Linked DNA regions of Homo sapiens: all the other regions are linked to region 2. Evidence: chromatin contacts called from ENCODE Hi-C or POLR2A ChIA-PET data. All regions are on one chromosome and are shown on one strand. The core of a region is the stretch at or near the end of the contact, and the rest is flanking DNA. Distances in the headings are between cores, read along the strand shown. Region 1 holds the start of RNF43 (ring finger protein 43). Region 2 overlaps TRIM37 (tripartite motif containing 37). Region 3 holds the start of HSF5 (heat shock transcription factor 5).

Region 1 (4,785 bases), core at 419-2,918, 590 kb before region 2:
ATTTCCAACTTTGCTTGTGATTGAATGTCACTTCGTGAATTTGTATTATGTCAGATCACTTGGCATTGCTCTTCCATATGCATCAAGTTGCCAGGCACTAAACCCAATGTTCATGAACAAAACAAGGCAAAGTAAACAGCTAAGGCCATGCATCAAAGGTGAGCGTGAAGAACTCCAGCTCAGAAAAGGAAGGGATGGCCCTTTTTAAGCCATAATATGTGTTAATGGTAAATGACTAAATACCACAAGGAGATTTTTTTTTTAATGGAGGAGAAGAGGGAACAATAATAAAAATTTCAGGCCACACGTTGATGTCCAAAGATGCTACAATATGTATTTAGAAAAGTTTCCACATTAAACTGTATTTCAGTGTGGCCAGGTTTCTAGGCCCACTGCATTTACATACTTTTCATGAACTTAGACATACCATAATTTTTTGTGTTTTACCAAAATTTGCCTATAAATTAGGTGCTAATTTATGTATCTTCACACATTACAGGATAATCCTGAGCATCACAACCTTTTCCAACTTTCATAATTAGAGTATTTGAAAAGGTTAGCTTTCCAATTATTTTTCCCAGTTAAAATTCATATTTCCATCTCCATTTTCTTTTCTCTCTTAAGGATTCTTGATTTTATTCTCCAGCTCGGAAATGCCGAGCACTTTGATTTCCCATGAGATGCTTTTGGAAACTACTTTAATATCCAGATTTTATGATCTGTAATTTTCTAGGTTCATAAGAAAAACAAAGGACTATTCCTCACATGTATCCAAATTCCCTGAGGGGGTAGGGAATAAAAGGTAGGGGGAGCAGGGAGGCGATTAACCACAGGCTCTAGGTAGAATACCCTGAAAAAATACAAATAATCTTGAGTAGAATAGATCTGTGCTATTTCTAGGCACTATGAAAATTTGCGTCTTTGTACAAACACAGAATAAGATTTTTAAAATGTGCACCCTTAAGTAAATATAAATACACCTCACCCACAAAGCCCTCTGTGTTCCAAGGTCAAGTTTAAAAATATTATAAAGTCTTCAGAATAAGTGCTGAAAAGCCAAGCAATTGAACATGAACCTGTTATATGGATTCTTTTCTTTTGCTGAGGCAGAGGGAGGGGGGAAAAAGGAATTTCAAAAGAAATCTGCAAACCTGTTGCGCTGTCGGGCCCACTGGAATCCACGGGGGTGAAACAAATTCAATTATGCTTTTACAGATCCTGCTCAAAAAAGGTTTCAACTGCTTAACCAAGTACAGCTCATTCTTCCACCTTCTTACTCTGCAACCAAACCAAGTGCCCCATACTACAGGTAGGTGCCGAGAAATTCCGCAGCCTGAAAAAATAATCCATGCAGGTCAAAGGCAGAAATTTACTCCGGGATGAGAGATGCTGTCCCCTAGAACTAAATTAAACACTTACAGAAAATCCAAAATCATTTCTGAAACCTCCTTGCTAACAAAAGTTCTTTTTTTCTCCAAACAGCATATAAAATGATCAAGTCTTGAAAGAGAAAAGAAGCAAAGTAGCAAATACATCAACAATTCACTATCAGAAACACATAAAATCCCAGAGAGAGAGAAGGCAGTATCTCTGAATCATGGATGGACTTGGAAAGTTCGGAAGGATTCCGAGTGCTTCCTTTCAGAAAGACAATTCTGGATCAACTCCCTAGAGCAGGAAGCCTGTGGTTTGTAATTGGTGTTCTAGCTCTGACTCCCTCCCCTGGGACTGCAATCACGCTCTCTACCTGCTGACAAAGTGAGGGTGGAGCTGCTAGAGGCAACCACTCCCCACCCTGCCCCCCTCCTCCTGGTGCTCACACACAACACTTACTTAACCAGACCCGTTCTTTCGCTCTCCCCCCTCCCTCAGCTCCTCTACTCCCTCTACTGAGCCACAGCTAAACTGCATCCAATTCGATCCCGAGTACCTTTCTCTGGGTAAGCAAGCTACCACATGCAAATCAGGGCCACTCAAAGATATCTAAGCAGACTCTGCACCCAACAGAGCATAGATGATGGTATGAGGAAATAAACAGAAAAAAATAAAGGTAATCCGGAAGATAAAAGAATGGACACAAGGTTTTGCAAATATAAGTTCAAAAGGATTTCTGCTCATTCCAAGTTTGAGTGTCTATAAATGGCAGAAAGCCAGAATAAAGTGATCCTGTGTTTTAGTACTTACTGATTTATTGCTGCTTATGTCTGCTACCCTGGGAAGGGCTCTGTCCATTTTATGCTTAGCTTTTCTTCAGCTCTTACTAATTTAAATTCAGTAGCTCTGTCTAAACTGTGCCTATATGGAACTTTCAAATCAGGTTGATGTCAGATGTCTGGAATCCAACTGTTATTTTCTTTTCAATCTTTGGGAGGTGAAATAATACTATGGATCAGACCTATGCCTTCAATGTAAGACTCCAAATAAGTCCATGTCATAAATACAAGCCAAAGGGTAAAATATGATTAATGAGAAGAACATAGGCAAAAAGAAAATGAATTTCTGGCTAATTACCACATTCATGAACTATAATCCTTATTACTACCCTGCCATTAGAAATAATACAACAGTTTCTAATACATTTATAACATTTGAAGTTTCAAATTACCAGATTATATTTGACTGTGGTGAGACATTTTATTTCTGAACCGCTGCCATAAACTTTCAAAATTATACAAATGAACAACAATGTGGATATAGTTAAATCTAGTGAACTGTACACTTAAAAATGGTTATGATAGTAAATTTTATGTGTTTCTTACCTCATGTAAAAACGAATCTCTGATCATCTGTAAAATGCTGATGATAATAATTACGATAGGTCTGTTGTAAAGATTAAATGACATAATGCCTCTGAAAGCAAAAAGGATGAGTAGCCTATTGACCTTCAACATTGTTTCCCCTGTAGATAAGGTTTATGACAGTAGTTTCAGAATTTCAGATCTAATAACTAACCTAGATCAAAGACAAATTCGAAAATAAATTTTTTGTTTATTTTTGTTGTTTGAGACAGGGTCTTGTGTTACCCACGCTGGAGCACAGTTGTGCCATCATGGCTCACTGCAGCCTTGACCTTCATGGCCTCCCACCTCAGCCTCCAGAGTAGCTGGGATCACAGGTGCGTCCCACCACACCCTGCAAATTTTTTTTTTTTTTTTTTTGAGACGGAGTCCCGCTCTGTTGCCCAGGCTGGAGTGCAGTGGCGCTATCTCGGCTCACTGCAAGCTCCGCCTCCCGGTTCATGCCATTCTCCTGCCTCAGCCTCCCGAGTAGCTGGGATTACAGGCGCCCGCCACCACGCCCAGCTAATTTTTTGTATTTTTAGTAGAGACGGGGTTTCACCGTGTTAGCCAGGATGGTCTCCATCTCCTGACCTTGTGATCCACCCGCCTCGGTCTCCCAAAGTGCTGGGATTACAGGCGTGAGCCACTGCGCCTGGCCAACACCCTGCAAATTTAAAAAAAATTTTTGTTGGGCCAGGCGTGGTGACTCACGCCTATAATCCCAGCACTTTGGTTGACCAAGGTGGGTGGATCACGAGGTCGGGAATTTGAGACCAGCCTGACCAACATAGTTTAATTTAACATAGTTAAACTAAAAAATAACCTACAAATGGGCTTTGCCTCATCTATTCCTGCTTAAAACGTGCAAAGGAATGAAAAGACCTAGCCCTAGTAATTAATACACACACTTAATTGACAGAAAGAAGACAGTTACAAATGTGGTTGCCCTCTCTTGAGGAAACTCTGAGATTTGGAAATGATGATGATATGCATCATGAACCTGGAGACTTGGAGAAACTCAAGATCAAACCAAACAGCTCTATGTAGCTTAGTTCACTGTTTTAGATCACCAGAATTGCAAGAGCAATTATTCTTCAGCTTCAAAGTTTTGGAGTTACCCTCTAGGGTTGATATACTACTACATTTTCCTAGAGATGTCATAAAGATGCCATCACTATTGTAATGAAATGCCTAAGTCTCAATGACATCTACTAGCTAGTCTTATACATGAGATAGATCATCCTTCAGGATCTACTTTCACCTCTGGATTGATTAAATTTATCAAAGATCATTCATCCTTTTCCAAAAATGTAGGTTTCTGTAAAACATGTCTAAGAATTGTCCTTATCCCTAACGGCATTTAAAAAATTCCATTGCTATTCAAGTACAAATGAAAAAAAACTTTTAAAATTCAGATTATTTGAAAAATAAAGTAAATCTCATTTGAATTATACTATTAACTGTCATAATTATTGAATTTTCTATTAATCACCAAACAGTAAGAACAAGCAAGACAACAAGTCTAGTTGGAACACTCACTTTATTGTTGACTGATTGAAATTTATCAGTGCTTAAGGTGCTGAAATACTGAGGTACTAGTCAGGAACCTTGTTAGTTGACTAGTTGTGTCAGACCCTACTGGCTAATTCACAGGAAGACTTTATTATACCTCTTGCCATTTTGCCCAAGTCATTAATGACAGCTTTAGTTGATAGATACAAGGCGTGTAAGGATAGCAGGAGATCCAGCTCCTTGGTCTGCTGTATTCATATATAAAAATGTTTGGAAAGCTGATTAAGGCATTTCATTAATTAAGCCTTAAAACAACTGAAACCAAATCTATGCCAAGGTTCCTGCTTGACATGTGTTCCTCAAAAGATATTATCTCAACATCTATAAAGCTAAGAAAGCCATATTTAGGGGAAAATCTACACAGTATATTAGCTCTTCAACATGACAGAGAAAAAGCAAAGTTCCTTCATTTGGAAATTGGGTCTCCTCTTCA
Region 2 (4,542 bases), core at 1,412-3,911:
CTGCTAATTTAAAAATTTTTTGGAGGGACAGGGTCTTGCTATAATATGTTGCCCAGGCTGGTCTTGAAATCCTGGGCTTGAGAAGAGATCCTCCCACTTTAGCCTCTTACAGTGCTGGGATTACAGGTCACTGTGCCTGGCCACATCAGTTGATTTTTAAAAGAATAATTCTATAAAAAGTATTTGTTTCAGCAAGATAGCAATCAAGAAAACCTGAAAATCTTTCTGCTACAAATCCTTACAAATAGCAAGATAAAATATAAATGTAAAACATTATTTTAATGAACAAGCACATTAAAAGGCAGAAAGGAAATCCACAGTGTCAGAAACAAAGAAAGATAAGGAACTTTCATTAGTGGGTCAGGGACCACAGTTGCCCTGGAGAGCTTCCTGTGAGGATTTTTAAACACTGCCTTGGGATAGAAAAATGAACCCCCCACAGAAAGGGAATTAAAAGTGAGACTAAAACTCCACCCCCTGCATAATGTTAAAATTTTTGTTTGTTTTCTTGAGACAGGGTCTCACTCTGTTACCCAGGCTGGAGTACAGTGGTGCAATCATGGCTTACCACAGCCTTGACCTCCCAGGGCTCAGATGATCCTCCCACCTCAGCCTCCCAACAGGCCTGTGCCATCACACCTGGCTAATTTTTGTAATTTGTTAGTAGACATGGGATTTCGCCATGTTGCCCAGACTGGTCTTCAACTCCTGAGCTGAAGTGATTCACCCGCTTTGGCCTCCTAAAGTGGTGGCATTACAGGCATGAGCCACCATGCCTGGCCAATGCTAAAATTCCTATTGAAAGAACAGACTAGAAAAATGTCTGCCTACTGGCATAGGAAAACAGCAAGGAATTTTGTCTGTTTCTACTGGGCTCTGAAGAGGGGGAAAAAAGTCTTACCTCAAAATTCAAAGTAAGATTTATGTGCCTAATTTCGGTTTGGGATTTAAGGTTGAGGTTCAAATTTTAAGAAATTAACATAAAAATTGTTCAGGAGCTAGTGTTATTTGAATAAAGCAAAAGTAAAATCCTCTCTGGAAGGAAGGTTCTAGGTACAATGGAGCAAGCACATTCCACTCTATCTTTTCCACTGAAAGTAGCAATAAAACCTGGAGAGATGGGTAGTGTAGTTATTTAAGGATATTCATAGTTATTTACTTTGAAAAGTAAATAGAAACAGGCATACTGATGAAGACTGAATTTGAATGACAGCAAAACTGGCAGATTAAAACAAGACCCAGAGTCTTATTAAAAAAAAAAAAAAAAACCTAATGAAAATGTTCAGGATACAACCCCAAATTATTCAGCATATGAAAAACCAGGAAAGACAACCAACAAACATCAATGATGAGATGACACAGATGTCTGGAATTATTTAAGGGCTTTAAAGCTAGATAAAATGCTCATCAGCCAGGCCTGGTGGCACATGCCTGTAGTCCCAGCTACTTGAAAGGCTGAGGCAGGAGGATCGCTTGAGCCCAGGAGTTTGGGACTAGCCTGGGCAACTTAGCAAAGCCCCATCTCTATAAAAAAAAAAAAAAAAAAAAAAAATTTAAAAATTAGCCAGGCACACATTGGTGTGCACCTGTAATTGTCCTAGCTACTAGGGAGGCTGAGGAGGGAGGCCCACTTGAGCCCAGGAGTTCAAGCCTGCAGTGAGCTATGATTGTACCACTGTACTCCAGCCTAGGTAACAGAACACAAGACCCTGAGGGACAGAGGAAGGAAGGAAGAATTAAGAATGAAGGGGATAAAGGGACTGGTCTAAATTGTGTCAAATAGAATGCCATAGAGATAGCAAAAATAACAAAGGAGAGACAATAGATAAAAGGAAAAAAGTTGAAAATTTTGTAGAATTATAAAAAACATTCTGAATTAAATACAAATAAAACATATCAAAATTTGTGGGATGTGACTATAGCAGTGCTTAAAAGGAAAGGTATGACATTATTTATATTAGAAGAGAAAATATCTCAAATCAATAATCTAAACTACTACTTTAAGAAACTAGAAAAAGGAAATTAAACTCAAAGCAAGTAAAAGGAAGGAAATAATAAAAAACATAATAAAATCAGCAGAAAAACAAAAAAACCACAATGAAACAAAATGGTGTTTCTTTGAAAAGATCGATAAAGTTAAAAAAGCCTCTAGGTAGATTCACTAACAAAAAGAGAGCAAACAAAATTTCCAATATCAGGAATGAAAGAGGACATCAACTACAGGTTCTATAAACAGTAAAATATAATAAAATGCTATCAGTAACTGTATGCTCATGAAACCAAAAACAGATGAAATGAGCAAATTCTTTCCTAGGTACAAACTACCAAAGGTTACTCAAGGAAAAATCGATGGGTATTTTAACTCTTAAAGAAATAAAATCTGCTCTAGTTTAAAAAGCTTCCAACAAAGGCAACTGTGGCCCCACATGGCTTCAGTGGTACACTCTTCCTTTTCTCTTTTTAAGAAGAGTTTGGTTAGCATTATTTCAGCCTTAAATATTTAGAAATCGTCTCCATCTTCAGCAAAACAAAAAAACAAAAAAACAAACTTTCCTGTTCTAAAAGAGTGAAGAGTTTACAACAATTTTATGAAGTAGGGGAAAAAGAAAAAGAGCAGAGACGGTTAAAGAGGCCAAAACTAGCTAGTTCTGTGAAGCACCACCTCCACCTTGTGGCCCTTCATGGAACTGTTGCTGAAAACACTAAAACACACTGAGTTGAACTTCAAGGCACAAATTTGACCTCTTATTAGTAGTGTTTCTGAATTCCCGACAAATACCAACCTTCAGGATTCAAAAACAATGAATTGGAATTCTCTGGAATTCCCCAAATCTACATTATTCTTTTAAAAAAGTTATTAAATACATTTTTCAAACTCTATTCATTACATGTGTATCTTTTTTTTTTGAGACGGCGTCTCACTCTGTCACCCAGGTTGGCGTGCCACTGCGTGATCTCAGCCTACTGCAACCTCCACCTCCCAGGTTCAAGCAATTCTCCTGTCTCAGCCTCCCAAGTAGCTGGGATTACAGGCATGTGCCACCACACCCAGCTAATTTTTTTGTATTTTTAGTAGAGATGTGTTTCACCATACTGGCCAAGCTGGTCTCGAACTCCTGACCTTGTGATCTACCCGCTTCGGCCTCCCAAAGTGCTGGGATTATAGGTGTGAGCCACCGCATCCAGCCTACATGTGTATCTTTAAAACAAATCATTTAATTAGTATTTGTAAGAGCTGAGGCCTATAGTGAATATTCAAATGCTAGACTGCATGTGGGTATTACTGGGTAGTATGTGAATAATGTCACGTTTAGAACTCAGCAAGGTTTACAGTACTATGCAGAATCACATGTTAATAAAAATGCCAATATAAGGATTTTGCTTCAAAATCTTTCTTGGAACACCAATCAATTTTTATTAAGTATACCATGTGTAAACTCATTATTATTTACTTAGCAGCAGACAGGGCCATGAACACACATAAAACGGCGATATTTATAATGAGGACTGATTTGTAATCACTTCTTTCCAAGGAGCTCCTGTTGACCTTAACCTTTGATTCCAGGTATCAGTATTTCCAGTTTTTACTTTCAACTTGCCCTAAGTAGATTCCTTCAAATCAGTAATGTTTCTGTGTTGTTAAAATTAATTCTAATAAGACAATTAGAATAATGTTTTCCATTTATTAAACTTCTTGACTAATTTTTTTCAGAATTCAAAAAAAACACACATTTCCCAAGAAATGCTAGGAAGAAATTCCTGCATGAAAACGCCTGGTCTTTTATCAAGCACTAAGATCTGGAAGTTTCCTACCTTTGTGAATGTAAAGAAAAAGACAAATGGCTGGACGTCAATGATAGCAATTACAAGATACTATTAATTGTAAGGAGCTTCAGAGATTGTTAACGCAAAAGAAATCTGCATCTTATTACTCTGTCAATCATCTACCATATTTTTTGAGCACCTACTATGTATGTGCTCAGTAAAGCTAACTTGAGTTATAACTCCCTTAAATCAAGTTGCTCGAATTTCAGATGCTATGGAAAATACATTAACCACCTGGTACAGATGACACTTTATATTCTAGTCACCAACAATTTATCTGCCTTTCTCCTTTCGAAGAGGACCCTGATATTGTTCAGGTATTTTCCCTTACCACATATCCATGTGGAACGAGTTGGTGAGGGAGACCAACTAACTGGACTTGGCTGGCTGGGTGCGCGGTGGCTCATGCCTATAATCCCAGCACTTTGGGTGGCCAAGGCAGGCAGATTGCCCGAGGTCAGGAGTTCGAGACCAGCCTGGCTAACATGGCAAAACCCCGTCTCTACTAAAAATACAAAAATTAGCCGGGCATGGCAGCAGATGCCTGTAATCCCAGCTACTTGGGAGGCTGAGGCAGGAGAATCGCTTGAACCTGGGAGGTGGAGGTAACAGTGAGTCAAGATTGCACCACTGCACTCCAGCCTGGGCGACAGAGCAACACTCTGTCTCCAAAAAATAAATAAATAAATAAATAAATAACTGGACTTGGCCACTTTC
Region 3 (4,395 bases), core at 1,231-3,730, 520 kb before region 2:
GTGGTGGCAGGCACCTGTAAAATCCTAGCTACTCTGGAGGCTGAGGCAGAAGAATCACTTGAACCCGGGAGGCAGAGGTTGCAGTGAGCGGAGATCTTGCCATTGCACGCCAGCCTGGGCAACACAGTGAGACTTAATCTCAAAAAGTAAAATAGGCAGGGCGCAGTGGCTCAGGCCTGTAATCCCAGCACTTTGGGAGGCCAAGGCTGGCGGATCACCTGAGGTCAGGAGTTCGAGACCAGCCTGGCCAACCTGGTGAAACCTCGTCTCTACTAAAAAATATAAAAATTAGCCGGGCATGGTGGCACGCGCCTGTATTCCCAGCTACTCAGGAGGCTAAGGAATGAGAATTGCTTGAACCCGAGAGGCGGAGGTTGTGGTGAGCCGAGATCGCGCCATTGCACTCCAGCCTGGGTGACAAGAGCGAAACTCCGTCTCAAAAAAATAAACAAATAATAAAAAATAAATAATCCACTATCACAGAGGGTTTCTTAACTTTTACTAAATACAGATGTATACCAAAAAGTTTTTTCAATACTGAAAGATTGTAGCCAATAGTGAAAACTCCAAAGGCTGTAAATGTGAGCTTTCTAAAATTCTTTTTTAACTAAAACTTGACAGCTGTAAAGAAAACCATCTTTGCCTTATGTTTGTCTAATCATACCCCTTTAAGGAAGCATCAAGCTCTAATTTGCTTCAATGAAAGAAATGTGTAGCCAATTCATTCTACATAGGAACTATATCTTGTAAGCCACGATGTATCGTTGTATTTTTGCTCTTAAGGTATATAAACAACGTCTACCATTCTACACATTAACCAGAACCTTAAATCTGATGATTGTCGTAGCACTTCTAAGATTTCTTAGATGTGCCAATAGGTGGAAGGTGGCAGCCCTCTTCAAGGACAAATTTCCACTGCAGGCACCTTTTCCAAAACTTTCCCTTGCCTGCTATTGTAATGTTCTAAGTTCTCTCTTTTTTTTTTTTTTTTTTTTTTTGAGACCGAGTCTCGCTCTGTTGCTCAGACTGGAGTGCAGTGGCACTATCTCGGCTTACTGCAACCTCTGCCTCCTGGGTTCAAGCGATTCTCCTGCCTCAGTCTCCTAAGTAGCTGGGATTACAGGCGTGCACCACCATGCCTGGCTAATTTTTGTATTTTTAGTAGAGACGAGGTTTCACCCTGTTGGTTAGGCCGGTCTCAAACTCCTAACCTCGTGATGCACCCGCCTCGGCCTCCCAAAGTGCTGGGATTACAGGCGTGAGCCACCACGCCCAACCGTAATGTTCTAAATTCTCTTGACTACGATTTTGTTCCATCCCGCCTTAACCCGTAGGGTGACTCCACTCTGCTTCCCACGGGAGCAAAGGAGCCCCTTTTGTTTCTTCCAGACCCAATGTTTCAACGAAGGACTACTGAGTCCACATGTTTACAGTGGACAGTGTGGGTCTCAGGAAGGTAAACGGAGGCTTACAACCAGGTAAACTCCTGGGGTTCAAACCGGGGACGAGTAGAAGGGAGCCTAAGAGGCGGAGGTCCCTTTTGCTGCCAGTGGGCTCAGAAGGGGCCGAATGCTTACGGACCCTCCAGGGGAGGGCCGGTGGCCACCGTGCTGGTGCCGCTGAGAACGGCGGCGGTGGCGGGACCGCCAGTCTCGGGAAGCACAGCGGCCAATGGGTCCCCGGCGCCTTTCCGACGCCCATAGCGTGAGGACGTGCGAAAATGCGCCCTCCAGCGGCGGTTGCTCCCCGCCGCCCATGTGCCCACTGTGGGCGAGGGCACGGGCAGTCCGGACTCACCGTGCGGCTCGGGCCGGGGCCCCGCGGGCGGCGGCGGCTGCTGGTGCTGCAGTGGCGCGGTGGCGGCGGAGGCCGAGGTGATGAGCAGCCGCTGGAAGCGGTTGGGCGGGCGGCAGGGCACCTCCAGGCCGGCCGCCAGCTTGGCCTTGTTGGCGCTGGTGAGGCGCTTGAGGTGCACGAGCAGCTGTGGCTGGTCGCGGCGGAAGTGCGGGTTGTGGAAGTGATGGAGCGGCCCATTGCCTGCCGGTTTGCCGCCCCCCGGCCCGCCCAGCACCACCTTGCGGAAGCCGTAGAGGTTGAGCTGGCGGATGAAGCTGGTGAAGCTGGTGGTTTTGAAGAGCTCGGGCTCGGCCCCGGCCCCCGCAGTCCCGCCACCGCCCCCCGGCCCGGGCGGGCTGAGCAGCTCGGCCTCGAAGAGCGGCTGATCGATAAGCAGCCCCTCGCCGCGGCCGTCCCAGCGGATGGAGCGGTAGCGCGGGCTGTTCACCAGGCGCCACAGCTTGGCGGGGAAGTTGTTGGGGTTGATGGGGGTGGAGAGCAGCGCCTCCATCGCCCCGCCGGGCCGGGGCCTCGCCCCCCGAGCCTAGCTCTCCCACACCGTTCTCGATCCCTCCCCGGCCTTCGCCTCGCCCTGCCCGCTCCTGCCGGCGCCCATCCGCCGCGTACCAGGGACCGTTGGCGCACGAGGCCCCGCGGCGCCTCCCAGCGCGGCCAATGGGGCCTCGAGTTCCCGCCACGCGGCGTGGGCACCTCCCCCTCGGCGGCCGCGTGCCCCAGCTCGGCCCGCCGGACGCCTGCGGGACCCGGGCAGGAGCCCCTTCCCCAGGCGTTCCCAGACTTCAGGCCGGGAAGGCTGTCTGCCGGGGTGTTCTAAGTCCTGACAAGAGAGAAGCCCAGTTATCCACCGTGGAATACCAAGAGGCGTGTGTTTCGGCCCAGCCAACTAGTGGAGACTTGGAATGCAGAGAAAGTGTGCGTTAGGCAGCAGAGTTGGTCGTTCTGGGGACCAAAGGGTCTGGTCTGTAATCTTTGCTAACAGTGGAACTGCTTACCTCTCAAACAAAAATGATGCTACTGGAGGTATAATATCTTGAGTAAACGAACTCACCTTTTAGATAGTAGCCCTTTGTATCTTTTAAGATACACTCTTTTAAGTCAGTATTTGTTCAAGACAATTTACTCAAGGTTAGATGAAAACTGAGGTCCCTAGGAGGAGGGAATCACAAGAATCTAAGTACTATCTTGTGTGCCTGCCCAACTAGCTGGTGGCATTTTAGACATTAAAGAGAAATAAAGATGGGACAGAATTCTACGGTATCCATAAGAATCGATCCCTAGCCAATCAATAAATAAGAATGTAACAAGAGCTGTGCTGATTCAAAAAGAGAGGTTCATTTGAAAACGGAAATTGGCCGGGCGCAGTGGCTCATGTCTGTAATCCTAACACTTCGGGAGGCCGAGCTGGGTGGACTGCTTGAACCCAGGAGTTCGAGACCAGCCTGGCCAACATGGTCAAACCCTGTCTCTACTAAAAATACAAAAATTAGCCAGCGTGGTAGCATACCTGTAGTCCCAACTGTTCAGGAGGCTGAGGCAGGAGAATCGCTTGAACCCAGAAGGCGGAGGTTGCAGTGAGCCGAGATCGCACCACTGCACTCCAGCCTGGGGAACAGAGGGAGACTCCATCTCAAAATAAATAAATTGGAAATTGCTGGGAGAAAGGGGTACAATGTTCTACTCTTCTCATGGTCAAAGAATAAGTGAATATTAAGTTTTTTTAGAAATGAAAATAAAACGACCCAACAAAGCAGCACTAATATAGAGATTTTATTTAAACTGTATTGAATTTTTACAGCACATTGCATGTTTGTCACAACGCAACTGCACAGTTTGGATTTTTGGCCACATCATGTCACTTACACCCACAACAGCTCTGAAAGGAGTATTTGATGAACACATCTGAGCCAAGAGCCCAGAGTCTCTCTCCAAGGCCATGCAGTTTGTTCACTGATGGGACAGTCCCTCAAAACAGCCACGCTAAGTAGACAGATACAGTCTCCCCAAATGTTACCAATCTTACTCCCCTTGAAAACAGGCAGAGTGAAGTGCAATGAAAGACAAGTTAATTAAAAAGCCACTCACAACTGGCAGTAAATTTTAATGATTGATAAAATGCTTAAAATAATTTTATGTATCAGAAACAAGGAACAGCTTGTTACTTTTTCAATGATCTCAGGAATTTTGCAGACACAAAATCTCCATTATTCAGCTCCATTTAAATGAAAAAAAAAGTTCCGCTAGGCTGACCTAAATATGCCAAAACTTTTTAGGTTACATCTATGGCAAGTACAAAAGAACCACAGATGCGTCTCTGTAGGACTGAAAAGGTCAGGACAAATAATGATTCTTGTTCTAAATGCAGATCCTAGTTATTTTGGAATGAAATGCTGTTTTCTAGAAAGCAACATGAAAGTAGCAGTAAGAAAGATGACTACCATCATTTCAAAACAGGATAAGCCTAAATATAATTTACCATTTATATGTCAACAAATTAAGGAAAACTGTATAAAGTCCTAGTGGTTTCATTATAGGCCAAGG

The links. Hi-C counts contacts between places; a loop is a spot of excess contacts on that map. ChIA-PET counts read pairs that join two places held with the same protein, here RNA polymerase II (POLR2A). Pooled maps may share reads with other maps.
Region 1: a loop to region 2 is called in a map of CD4-positive, alpha-beta T cell, with 12 times the contacts of the local background. The contact joins the promoter of RNF43 here to the enhancer-like site in region 2. A Hi-C loop is called at or near these places in 1 of 168 maps with a recorded cell type or tissue (CD4-positive, alpha-beta T cell) and 6 of 50 pooled maps. POLR2A ChIA-PET finds 5 or more read pairs at or near these places in 2 of 52 experiments (HCT116 and activated CD4-positive, alpha-beta T cell).
Region 3: a pooled map shows a loop between it and region 2 (3-fold over the local background). The contact joins the promoter of HSF5 here to the enhancer-like site in region 2. A Hi-C loop is called at or near these places in 4 of 50 pooled maps. POLR2A ChIA-PET finds 5 or more read pairs at or near these places in 2 of 52 experiments (CD4-positive, alpha-beta T cell and activated B cell).

The regions. Positions count from the first base shown.
Region 1 is chr17:58,415,866-58,420,650 of GRCh38, forward strand. It overlaps RNF43 (ring finger protein 43), which reads right to left and starts at 1,669. Exons shown (of 10, transcript NM_017763.6): 1 at 1,152-1,669; 2 at 1-97. It overlaps HSF5 (heat shock transcription factor 5), which reads right to left. Exons shown (of 6, transcript NM_001080439.3): 6 at 4,302-4,785.
Region 2 is chr17:59,002,395-59,006,936 of GRCh38, forward strand. All of the region lies in intron 22 of TRIM37 (tripartite motif containing 37), which reads right to left. Among named protein-coding and RNA genes, the nearest start is that of TRIM37, 100 kb to the right of the region's middle. RefSeq lists an enhancer at 1-58. Within about 2 kb of position 2,662, at least 2 of the 41 ENCODE cell types and tissues checked have a DNase peak (open chromatin) inside an H3K27ac peak, as active enhancers do.
Region 3 is chr17:58,485,928-58,490,322 of GRCh38, forward strand. It overlaps HSF5 (heat shock transcription factor 5), which reads right to left and starts at 2,481. Exons shown (of 6, transcript NM_001080439.3): 1 at 1,798-2,481. The coding sequence starts at 2,347. MTMR4 (myotubularin related protein 4) reads right to left here. Exons shown (of 18, transcript NM_001378067.1): 18 at 3,610-4,395. RefSeq lists silencers at 1,763-1,882, 2,143-2,192.